Linked DNA regions of Homo sapiens: all the other regions are linked to region 4. The links are chromatin contacts, found by Hi-C or POLR2A ChIA-PET in ENCODE. All regions are on one chromosome and are shown on one strand. Each heading gives the region's core, a stretch centred on a gene start or an enhancer-like site at or near the end of the contact. The rest is flanking DNA. Distances are from core to core; before and after follow the strand shown.

Region 1 (3,006 bases), core at 231-2,730, 240 kb after region 4:
ATGGAGTTTTTCTCTTGTTGCCCAGGCTGGAGTGCAATGGCGCGATCTTGGCTCACGGCAACCTCTGCTACCCGGGTTCAAGAAATTCTCGTGCCTCAGCCTCTCGAGTAGCTGATTACAGGCATGCGCCACCATGCCCAGCTAATTATGTACTTTTAGTAGAGACGAGGTTTCTCCATGTTGGGCAGGCTGGTCTCGAACTCCCAACCTCAGGTGATCCGCCCATCTCGGCCTCCCAAAGTGCTGGGATTACAGGCGTGAGCCACCGCGTCTGGCAATTTTTTGTATTTTAGTAGAGATGGGGTTTCACCGTGTTGCCCAGGTGGTCTTGAACTCCAGAGCCCAGGAGATTTCCCCACCTCTTCTTGTATTCTGTGAGTTGCCTTTTCACTCTGTTGATTGGATCTTTCGATGCACAGAAATTTTTACTTTTGATGTAACTTAATTTATTGATATCTCTTTTTTTCTCCTGTTGGCTGGGCTTTTTTTGGGTGTCATAGCCAAGAAATCATTGCCAATCTAGTGTCATGAAGCTTTTAAGAGTTTTAGACCTTTTAGGTCTCATGTTAAGGGTTTTTTTTTTTTTTTTTTTTTTTTTTTGAGACAAAGTCTCATTCTGTCATCCAGGCTAGGGTGCAGTGGCACAATCTCAGCTCGCTGCAACCTGCCTTCTGGGTTCAAGCGATTCTCCTGCCTCAGCCTCCCGAGTAGCTGGAATTACAGGTGTGTGCCACCTGTAATGGGGTTTCACCGTGTTGGCCAGGCTGGTCTTGAACTCCTGACCTCAAGCGATCTGCCCGCCTCGGCCTCTCAATGTGCTAGGATTACAGATGTGAGGCACTGAGCCTGGCTTTAGTTTTGTTTTGGTGAGACAGGGTCTTGCTCTGTTGTTCAGGCTGGAGGGCAGTAGTGCAATCATAGCTCACTGCAGCCTCAAACTCCTGGGCTCAAGCCATCCACCCACCTCTGCCTCCTGAGTAGCTGGGACTACAGGCATGCACTACCATGCCTGGCTACTTTTTAAATTTTTTGAGAAATGGGATCTTGCTATATTGTCCAGGCTGGTCTCAAACTCTTGGCCTCAAGTAATCCTCCAGCCTCAGGCTCTCAAAGCATTCAGATTACAGATGTGAGCCACCATGCCTGGCCTGGAGCCACTTTTAAAGAAGCCACCAGCTTTAGGGCATGGAAGTGGATGGAGAAGGGAGATATTTCTAAAAATTTCTTGGAAATATCTGGTGAGGTCTCAGGGATTCCGAGGCTGGGAAGCTCAGTGGGCTGTGCAACCGGTCCAGGCTGTGTGGGGAGGGGGCCTTGCCTGTGGGCCTCCCGGGGACCTCAGAATTCTTTGCTCCTCTCTCCTCCCACTGTGGCTTTAGAGATCCTTTCCCTCTCTAGGTCTACTCTTTGGCCTGTGCCCTTTGCCTCTGGCCTGACCTGCTAACCAAAGCCTTCTGTTCTGAGGTCAGCCGCTGCCTGGCTGTGGTAACAGGAGCCTCAGGGGAACAGAGCAGCGGAAGGAAAGGGGGATGGGGAGGGCCCCAGCCCTTGAAGCTGAGCAGATGGCAAAGAAAAACATGGCCTGTTTGCCTCTCTGGGGTGTCCGGTTCTGGGGGCAAGGCAGGAGTTTCTCTGGTCTCAGTTTATTCACACATGACTGTGCGTGGGAGCATATAGGGGGGTGTGGGTCACCCCCTTTTTGCTGGAAGCATCCGGGCCTGGCCGGGATTCTATTTTTTTTATTTTTTTTAAAAAGTGTTCCTGGGGCCTGATTGTATCTGATCTGTGAATTCATCTTGGGCAAGGGCTGTGATATACTCCTGGGCCCGTATCCTAGGACCTAGAGAAGGTCCTATTGGATGACAGCTGGAGCCAGGAAATTTCAGAAGCAAACTAGAGTCTTCATGTTTCTCATTTAGTCCTTCTAGGTCTTCTCTATGGTTCTCTGGAAGGAGACATTGATCTCTGCATTTGGACCCTATTTTTATTATTATTTATTTTTGAGACGGAGTCTCACTCTTCTGCCCAGGCTGGAGTGCAGTGGCACGATCTCAGCTCACTGCAACCTCCACCTCCCAGGTTCAAAGAGATTCTCCTGCCTCCCGAGTAGCTGGGACTACAGGCGTGTGCCACCACGCCCGGCTAATTTTTCTATTTTTAGTAGAGACGGGGTATCACCATGTCAGTCAGGCTGGTCTCAAACTCCTGACCTCAAATGATCTGCCCACCTCGGTCTTCCAAAGTGCTGGGGTTATAGGCATGAGCCACCATGCCAAGCCTTTCTTTTCTTTTCTTTTCTTTTCTTTTCTTTTCTTTTTTTTCTGTAGAGATGTGGTCTTGCTATGTTGCTCAGGCTGATCTTGAATTCCTGGTCTCAAGTGATCCTCCCGCCTCAGCTTCCTAAAGTGCTGGGATTACAGGCATGAGCCACAGCACCTGGCCTGGAAGTGCATTCTCAGAGTCCAGCAGGGCAGTGTGTGTTCTTCGAGGCAGGGAAGTGTATGGGCCTGAGACATCAGTGGATGCAAATGGCTAAGGAAAGAGGTCATTCTGGCAGAGGAGGGAGAAGTTGCTAGAGATTTCACTGCAGAGGTGTGACGGGGCTGGGCCGTGAGGGTGGCGGGTGCACAGGCAGGAGGGTTACTCCAGGTTGCAGGAAAACAGCAGGAGTGAAGGTACATGAGGGCCATGAGTCTGGCCTGTTGGGGCAGTGTGCATCTACCTCCTGCCCCCCAGCTATAGGCACCGGTTCCTTTTTCCATCTGTTGTTATGAGCAGGTGCCTTCCGTACCAGCTAGGGAACAAGTATCCAACAACCAGGCTTTTTTTTTTTTTTTTTTTTTTAAGATGGAGTCTCACTCTGTCATCTAGGCTGGACTGTAGTGGTGCCATCTCAGCTCACTGCAACCTCCGCCTCCCGGGTTCAAGCAATTCTCCTGCCTCAGCCTCCTGAGTAGCTAGGATTACTGGTGCCCACCACCATACCTGGCTAATTTTTGTATTTTT
Region 2 (2,700 bases), core at 45-2,544, 210 kb after region 4:
CCCGTCTCTACTAAAAATACAAAAATTAACCCGAAATGGTATTGCTTGCCTGTAATCCCAGCTACTCGGGAGGCTGAGGCAGAAGAATCACTTGAACCCGGGAGGCAGAGGTTGCAGTGAGCCGAGATCGCACCACTGCACTCCAGCCTGGGTGACAGAGCGAGACTCCAACTCAAAAAAAAAAAAAAAAGAAAAAGAAAAAAAAAAAAAGGAACAAAATGCTCCTAACCCGGGCGAGTAGAGTACGGGCTGGATTTCTGGTCCCACCTGGGCCTGGAGCAGGGTCCAAGCCCTATGGGAATCCTGCAACATAGAAAAGACCAAAACTTGGGTCCAGGCTGGCCTTGGGCCCAGCATGGGATCTAGGACTCTGCTTTTCTGTTTATAAAAGGTGGGATTGTCCTACATCTTCCTGAAGCCCTTTTCTGGATAGGATGTCTCATGAATCTGTGATTCTAGCTACAACTTTTTTCTTTTTTTGAGATGGAGCCTCACCTTGTCATCCAGGCTGGAGGCCAGTGGCCTGATATTGGCTCACTGCACCCTCCGCCTCCTGAGTTCAAGTGATTGGCTTGCCTCAGCCCAGCCTGTAGTTGAGATTACAGGCACCTGCCACCACACTAGGCTAATTTTTGTATTTTTAGTAGAGACGAGGTTTCACCATGTTGGCCAGGCTGGTCTCGAACTCCTGACCTCAGGTGATCCGCCCACCTCGGCCTCCCAATCTAGCTACAACTTCTCACCCCAACTGACCCTTCCGCCCCTCCCAAAGCTTCTTACCTGGAAGAGACAGCGGGGCAGGTGGGGGCTGGAGGTTAAAGGGGAAGGAGGAGAATCCTGGGAAGCTCTGGTCAGTTTCTCACGGGAACGCAGCGCTTTGATCCAAAGAGCCCTGCACAAGGATCGGAAGACTCGCATTTGTCTGGCTTAACTTTCTCCAGCCTCAGTTTCCACTTCTGAATGGGACCATCGAGGGCAGTGTGGCGAGGATTCACCAACATCGTCCAGGTGAAATTGGCAGACACAGAATGGGCGCTCCGAAAGCATTCGCGGACCCGAAGAAGGTTTGGTTTCAAAGGTTCTAAGGTGTGTAGCGGGGGCCTGGGCGCGAGGTCTGGCTTTCGGGGTGTTAGGCTCCAGGGACCTCCTGCGGAGCTCGCACCCTAGCTCTGCCGCCACTGCCGCCTCCTCGGCCCCGGACCGCCGAGGGTTAACAAAAAAGCCCCACGCCCCCTTTGACGGCTTAGAGCCCACCTCGCCGAATTTGAAAAGGCGGCCCCGGAGAGGCGTGGGCGCCCCCCACACATTTCCAGCTCGCACCCGGGCTCCGACCGCTCGCCCCGCTCCTCTCGCTGTGCTCCCGGCCGGTGCCGCGGGTTCGGTCCGGGCGCCGGTGCGCTCCTGCCGGTCCTCGTGCCCGGGACTCCGGGTCCCCGCGGGCTGCTGCGCACGATGAAGCTGGCCCTGCTCCTGCCCTGGGCGTGTTGCTGCCTCTGCGGGTCGGCGCTGGCCACCGGCTTCCTCTATCCCTTCTCGGCCGCAGCTCTGCAGCAGCACGGCTACCCCGAGCCCGGCGCCGGCTCCCCTGGCAGCGGCTACGCGAGCCGCCGGTGAGTAGCTCGGGGCCGAGGGGCCGGGGGGTGGGGGGAGGGAGCGGACAGCGGGGGCCCTGGCCACTGGGTGGCTGGAGCGAGGCTTGGGGGCTGGAGAGCGGGGCGATCCGGGACTTGGGGGCGCAGGGCAGCGGGGACTGGGGGCTGCAGACACCGGGCAGCTGGAACGAGAGCTGGAGGGGGTTGGGGTGCGGGGCGATTCGGGCCTGGGGGCGCGGGGTGGCGGATGCCAGGGGCAGGGGACACGGGGCAACTGGGACGAAATGGCGGTGGCTGGGGGTTGGGGTCACGGGGGGAAAGACCGAAGGGCCTTGGGTGCAGGGCGATTGGGGGCTGGGGCGCGGGGCGGCGGGGGTTGGGGGCTGCAGACGGGGCAGCTGGAACGAGCGATGGAGGAGGCTGGGGGTTGGGGCCGCGGGGCTGCGGGGCTGCGGGGTTGCGGGGGCTGAAGGTTCGGGTCCGGCTCCGGGGCTGCGGTGGTCTCTGGCCGCGCCCACCCTGTCCCTTCCTTTCTTCGCTTCCCCAACCTTCGCCCCCTCGTTCCGGGCTCCGAGTAGAGGTGGTTCCGACCGCCGTGGCTGGGGCTGGGGCTCTGCCCGGGGCGTTCGGCCGCTCACGTGGCTCTGCCGCTCACCTGCGCGGCTGCGGCTTTGTGTCGCGGAGCAGGTTCTCGGGTGGCCAAGGCCTCGCGTCCCGGGCACCCCTCTCCTATCAGCGGCCCCAGGACACCAGAGGGGTCATTCCCGCCCAGTCTTTGGGGCTGAGGCCGCGGAGGATCCTCGGCTGCGACTCCCCAGCCACCCCGGGACGTGGAACCGGCTGGGATCGGGTGGCTCCGTGGCGGGGTTGGAGAGGGCGCAGGGTCACCGGGCCCGGGCGCCGGGACCCGCCAGGCGTCTCCTTCCTCTCGGCCGGCAGGTGGCGCCATGGCCACCCCCGGGACGCTCAGGGCTGCGGCTCCGGAGCCCGCATTTGAATTTCCCCAGAAAACCATAAGCATGCAAGTAAAAGTTGCCAAACGCCTCGTTTGCATAACTCGCTTGAATTTAGCTTTTCTCATTTAGTGATAACTACAACCTACACAGCT
Region 3 (2,700 bases), core at 16-2,515, 140 kb before region 4:
GTCACCCAGGCTGGAGTACAGTGGCACAATCTTGGCTCACTGCAACTTCTGTCTCCCAGGTTCAAGCGATTCTCCTGCCCTCAGCCTCCCTAGTAGCTGTGATTACAGGCATGCCACCACGCGTGGCTAATTTTTGTATTTTTAGTAGAGACTGTAGAGACAGGGTTTCATCATGTTGGCCAGGCTGGTCTCGAACTCCAGACCTTAGGTGATCCGCCCGCCTTGGCCTCCCAAAGTGCTGGGATTACAGGCGTGAACCACCATGCCCGGTCACATTTTGAATTTTTTTTACTCAAAAGGCCATTCAGGGAGCACTAAAGCAGGGAGACCAGGTGGAGGAAGTGAGGCTGAGGGGGTGGGGGGAGGGAGAGGAGACGCAGCCTGGTGGAGATGAGGCTGAGTGGGTGGGAGAGGGAGAGGGAGTGAGGGAGGATTTCCGGGATTGTCCGAGCTGACCCTTGGGCCCCGAAGGATGGGGGAGAAGCAGCCGGTGGAGCACACTGAGTTGGGGGGCTGGTGGGTGCTGAGGAGGAGGCTGCAAGGCTCGTGCCTGTCTGAATCTCCGGGAGGGGTCTGCAGCCTGAACCACGTACTGGAATAGAGGTTTGTCCATTCATCGGGGAGAATGCAGAGTGAGAAGTGAGGAGGGTGAAAGGAGAACCCCCCCCCAGGAGCCCCCGTAGAAGGACAGGTAGGGCATGAGGACCCCGATCTAGGAGGACGCAGGAAAAGAGGGGTCAGAGGTGCAGGGAGAGCCCCGGAGTCCAGAGAGTGAGTGGTTCTGCGGGACCAGGAAGTAAGTGATCGCTGTGCTCCGGGAGGATGCTGGAAGAAGATTCCAGACGCAGCTTTTTTGCCTGCTATGGTTACCGTTGCTATGAAGGAGGGCGGCCCTGCTGACCCAGAGCCAGCCCTGTCTCCCGCTCCACTCTGACCTCACCCCTGAGTCCAGGGCTGAACGCACGCTCCTCCGTGGCCCCCGCTTCCACCCCGTGCATGTGGGGGGCTTCTGCTCCGCTCCCTCCTGTTCCGGGGTCCAGCGGGCGGCTCCCCAGGCAGGCTCTGCACTTACCCGCAGCCCAGTGATGCAGGGTCGGAGGGGTGGTCGGCAGTGGGAAAGGGCGTAGGGCAGATGCCGGGCTGACTCTTCCTTTTGCCAGAGGAAATCCCCTCTGCCCCCTAGTCCTCCCCCTACCAAGGCTCCCATCACTCATCACGGCCTCTCCCTACAGACCAGAATCTGAGGGAGAGCAGATTCGGCCTTGAGAACGCCTACAACAACTTCCGGCCCACCCTGGAGACTGTTGACTCTGGCACAGAGGTGACTCAGCTGCGAGCTGCCCCCACCCCCTGAGGCTGCTCCACTTCCTCTGGGGTTCCCTCTTCCCCCGGGACTCCCTTCTCCCCCTGGGACTCCCTTCTCCCCCTGGGACTCCCTCCCTTCCCCCTGGGACCCCTTCCCTTTCCCTTCCCCCTGGGACTCCCTTCCTCCCCCTGGGACCCCTTCCTTTCCCCCTGGGACTCCCTCCCTCCCCCTGGGACCCCTTCCCTTCCCCCTGGGACTCCCTCCCTCCCCCTGGGACCCCTTCCCTTCCCCCTGGGATTCCCTCCCTCCCCCTGGGACCCCTTCCCTTCCCCCTGGGACTCCCTCCCTCCCCCTGGGACCCCTTCCCTTCCCCCTGGGACTCCCTCCCTCCCCCTGGGACCCCTTCCCTTCCCCCTGGGACTCCCTCCCTCCCCCTGGGACCCCTCCCTTCCCCCCTGGATTCCCTCCCTCCCCCTGGGACCCCTTCCCCTTCCCCCTGGGACTCCCTCCCCTCCCCCTGGGACCCCTTCCCTTCCCCCTGGGACTCCCTCCCTCCCCCTGGGACCCCTTCCCTTCCCCCGGGACTCCCTCCCTTCCCCCGGGACTCCCTCCTCCCCCAGGACTCCCTCCTCTCCTTAGGACTCCCTCCCTCTCCCTGGGACACTCTCCCTACCCCTGGGACTCCCTTCTCCCCCTAGGACTCCCTCCCTTCTCCTGGGACTCCCTCCTCCCCCAGGACTCCCTCCTCACCCTGGGGCCACCCCTTCCCCTGGGACTCCCCCCTCCCCCGCCACTCCCTCCTCTCCCTAGGACTCCCTCCCTCCCCCTGGGACTCCCTCCCTCCCCCTGGGGTTCCCTCCTCCCCGCCAGGGCTCCCTCTTCCTCCTGGGGCTCCCCCTTTCCCGGGTCTGCCCCTTGGCCTCACCTCTTCTCTCCCGTCCCCCAGCTCCACATCCAGAGGCCGGAGATGGTAGCATCCACTGTGTGAGCCAACGGGGGCCTCCCACCCTCATCTAGCTCTGTTCAGGAGAGCTGCAAACACAGAGCCCACCACAAGCCTCCGGGGCGGGTCAAGAGGAGACCGAAGTCAGGCCCTGAAGCCGGTCCTGCTCTGAGCTGACAGACTTGGCCAGTCCCCTGCCTGTGCTCCTGCTGGGGAAGGCTGGGGGCTGTAAGCCTCTCCATCCGGGAGCTTCCAGACTCCCAGAAGCCTCGGCACCCCTGTCTCCTCCTGGGTGGCTCCCCACTCTGGAATTTCCCTACCAATAAAAGCAAATCTGAAAGCTCAGAATGAGAAGTGAGAGGTTTCCTTCTCCTCCTTCTGCAGTTGGGGTCAGGTTAGGGGTCAGAGCCCTCCTGGGATGGGATTTCTCCCAGGACTGGCTGCTGAATGG
Region 4 (2,915 bases), core at 416-2,915:
ATAAATTTTGTCATGCCATTGGCCCATCTGCACATTGACTCGGCTTAGTTTAGTCTCTACAAAAACAAGACCCCTATATAAGAAAAACTTAAAGGTCAGGGGCGGTGGCTCATACCTGTAATCCCAACACTTTGGGAGGCTGAGGAGTGTGGATACCTTGAGTCCAGGAGTCCCAGACCAGCTTGGGTAGCATGACAATACCCTGTGTCTACAAAACATACAACTATTAGCTGGCTGTGGTGGTGCATGCCTGTAGTCCTAGCTACTTGGGAGACTGAAGTGGGAGGATCGCTTGAGCTCAGGAGGTGGAGGCTGCAGTGAACTATGATCATGCTACTACACTCCAGCCTGGGCAACAGAGTAAGACCCTGTCTCAAAAAAAGAAGAAAAAAAAAAAGAAAGAAAGAAAAGAAAAACTTAAGACAGTGTGTTCCTCTGTTTGCTTTCTGAGGACGCCCTACTCCGTAAGGGTGTAGCTTTCAATAAACTCTCTCTTCTCATCGCACTCTACGACTTGCTTTGGGTTCCTTCCTGCATGAGATCCAAGAATTCTCTCTTGGGGTCTGGATCGGGACCCCTTTTTCCAGTAACATGTAGACACACACACACATTCAGTTTAAAAGCCCATATTACAACGTACATCCACCTCATCTTCACACTGAGATTTGGGTGACATCTGTCCCTTTTTGAGTTTTGACCCAAGTTAACCTTTTAAGACGCTCTTTATTTCTTCCCCTTTTGCCTCAGTTCACGTTCCTCCCCCTTCTCCTTACATGCCTTTTATAGCAGCCTCTCCTTTTCTCTTTTATTCTTTTTCTACACATTTCTCTTACTGTAAAATCAGAAGCCAGGCGCGGTGGCTCACGCCTGTAATCCCAGCAGTTTGGGAAACCGAGGCGGGAGGGTCTCTTGAACCCAAGAGTTCGAGACCAGCCTGGGCAACATAGTAAGACCCCCGTCTCTACTAAAAAAAAATTAAAAATTAGCTGGGCATGACGGTGTGCGTCTGTAGTCCCAGCTACTCAGGAGGCTGAGGCGGGAGGATCGCTTGAGGCCAGGAGTTCAAGGCTGCAGAGAGTCACGATCCCACCACTGCACTCCAACCTGGGTGACGCGGCCAGACCCTGTCTCTAAAAAGAAAAAAACTAGAGGGGTGTATCTATCACGCTTTCAATAGATATTCAGCTTGGGTTCTATACTTTTCTCATGACCCTTTGTCTTTCTGTTTTCCAGGTCACTCCTCCTCCCCTACACTTAATTCCCACCCTGCTCCCTTTTCACGGCCCACTCCCCTTCCAGGAGTCCTGCCTGCTGCTTCGAACTCCAATGATCGTCCCATTCACCTCTCACCCCTTTTCCCGCCTTTTTGCCCCACAAGGCTCCAAAGCGCGAGGACCTTATTGTCCTCCTCCCCCATCCTCCAACCAGCCCACAGGACAGCCGCGTTACCATGACGACCGGGCTCCTAGAAGCTGCAGTCAAGGACCTGGTTGCCATGGTTTCCGCTTCTCCGCCTCCAGCCCCGCCCGCGCTCCCCGCGGCGTCGGCGCCTGCGCAGTGCGTGGCGCGCCGGGAGTCAGAGCCTGGGCGGGACGGGGCGGGGCTTCGGGCGAGAGGGAGGGCAGCAGGAGAAAGGATAAGAAAGGGAGTGGGACTGGCGCCTACGGTGGCCGAAGTGGGACGCGCCGAGCCGGAGGCTGCAGGATGGTAGGCTGTGCGAAGAGGGAGGGGAGGGGGAAGCGAGGGGCGTGGGCTGCACCTGCGGGGGTCCTCGGGGGCCGCCCTCGGGGTGAACCGCCCTGTCTTCCCTCTGGTCCTCAGAGGCCTCCCTTGCCTCGGCGGGTGGGCGAGCCGGGCTCGGGAGGAAGAGGGGGAGGTGGCATTCGGGAGAGGGGCGGGGAGGGGGCGCATTTGCAGGGCGAGCGGGGGCTGACGAAGGGGCGGCGGGGCCGTCCCGAGCCGGGAGGGGCGCTCTGGTCTTGGCCCCTGGGGTCCCTCGATCCCCGCTGCAGGGAAGCCGCCCGAAGCAGAGGGTTGCGGGAGTCTCTTTGCTGAGGGAGGGAGCGGGGGTCACCAGTCACCGAGACCCCCTTCCCGGGCTGCACAGGCGGGAGCGGGGACCCGGGTGGGGAGAGGGGTGTGGGAGGGGAGTTTCCGGGTCGGAAAAGGGAGCGCCCTACTGCGTTCGTGGCCGTGCTTGCCTAGAGGCTGGGCCCAGGTAGGGAAGCGAAGTGGACTCGTGGTTTTTCTCCGAGGGACCCAGGCTTTGGGATCCCGGGCTCCGGGGCTCTCTGCCCCCCTTCCCATTCTCTTTCCGGAATCCAGGCCTTCCGTCTTCCTGCTTGCTCCCCACCCCCCTATTTGAGCGCCGCACGAGGCTCCCCAGCGCCCCTCTTTTCCCCTCCACCAAAAAAATCAGTTCTCCTGAATTCTGATTTTTCACTTACTAAGCTAGTACAGTGCCACACACCCAGGGATTCCAAGCCTGGGCATGTCCATGAATAGAAGAGCTACTGGGGTAAGGAGAAGACTCCAGGATGTGGCCCAGACCCCCCGGAACTGGGAAGCTGGGGTACACTGGGCAGTGAGGGTTCTGTCTTCCATCCCACTTGACCCAGCTTGCTGTCTGTTCTGCAGACATTCTTTTAGGGGAACCCCCTGGGTGGCGGGGCCCTAACTGAGGGAAATTGGTCACCTGGTGTCTGGGGAGGAGTGGGCGCTTAGCAGGAGGCACCCTAAAAGGAAGAAAAGTTAAAGAGAAATGTCGAAGACCAAATGCCTGGGTGCCTGCAGAGAGGAAGATAGGATTTGGGCATCTGCATACCCTGTGTGGTGTTGGAGATACATACTACAGAGGAGGATACCCCTGGGCATAGGCCTGGCACTGGAGGATGATATGTTTGGGAGATCATTAA

What was found. A loop is a pair of places that touch in the nucleus more often than their neighbours do. ChIA-PET counts read pairs that join two places held with the same protein, here RNA polymerase II (POLR2A). Pooled maps may share reads with other maps.
Region 1: a loop to region 4 is called in a map with no recorded cell type, with 4 times the contacts of the local background. The contact joins the enhancer-like site here to the promoter of AP1S1 in region 4. A Hi-C loop is called at or near these places in 1 of 37 single-sample maps with no recorded cell type and 1 of 50 pooled maps. POLR2A ChIA-PET finds 5 or more read pairs at or near these places in 2 of 52 experiments (Panc1 and activated T-cell).
Region 2: a pooled map shows a loop between it and region 4 (2.8-fold over the local background). The contact joins the promoter of COL26A1 here to the promoter of AP1S1 in region 4. A Hi-C loop is called at or near these places in 1 of 50 pooled maps. POLR2A ChIA-PET finds 5 or more read pairs at or near these places in 4 of 52 experiments (B cell, HEK293, activated B cell and 1 more).
Region 3: a loop to region 4 is called in a pooled map, with 5 times the contacts of the local background. The contact joins the promoter of MUC12-AS1 here to the promoter of AP1S1 in region 4. A Hi-C loop is called at or near these places in 6 of 50 pooled maps. POLR2A ChIA-PET finds 5 or more read pairs at or near these places in 2 of 52 experiments (A549 and activated CD4-positive, alpha-beta memory T cell).

The regions. Positions count from the first base shown.
Region 1 is chr7:101,389,576-101,392,581 of GRCh38, forward strand. All of the region lies in intron 1 of COL26A1 (collagen type XXVI alpha 1 chain), which reads left to right. Among named protein-coding and RNA genes, the nearest start is that of COL26A1, 28 kb to the left of the region's middle. RefSeq lists enhancers at 1,373-1,667, 1,631-1,750. Within about 2 kb of position 1,481, at least 4 of the 41 ENCODE cell types and tissues checked have a DNase peak (open chromatin) inside an H3K27ac peak, as active enhancers do.
Region 2 is chr7:101,361,581-101,364,280 of GRCh38, forward strand. It overlaps COL26A1 (collagen type XXVI alpha 1 chain), which reads left to right and starts at 1,295. Exons shown (of 13, transcript NM_001278563.3): 1 at 1,295-1,610. The coding sequence starts at 1,453. RefSeq lists a silencer at 2,429-2,668.
Region 3 is chr7:101,016,343-101,019,042 of GRCh38, forward strand. MUC12-AS1 (MUC12 antisense RNA 1) reads right to left here and starts at 1,266. Exons shown (of 3, transcript NR_120520.1): 1 at 1,073-1,266. It overlaps MUC12 (mucin 12, cell surface associated), which reads left to right. Exons shown (of 12, transcript NM_001164462.2): 11 at 1,233-1,321; 12 at 2,253-2,594. The coding sequence ends at 2,294. RefSeq lists enhancers at 1,030-1,079, 1,150-1,299, 2,490-2,639 and a silencer at 2,146-2,440.
Region 4 is chr7:101,152,811-101,155,725 of GRCh38, forward strand. It overlaps AP1S1 (adaptor related protein complex 1 subunit sigma 1), which reads left to right and starts at 1,666. Exons shown (of 5, transcript NM_001283.5): 1 at 1,666-1,707. The coding sequence starts at 1,705. RefSeq lists a silencer at 1,408-1,647 and enhancers at 1,458-1,752, 2,072-2,572.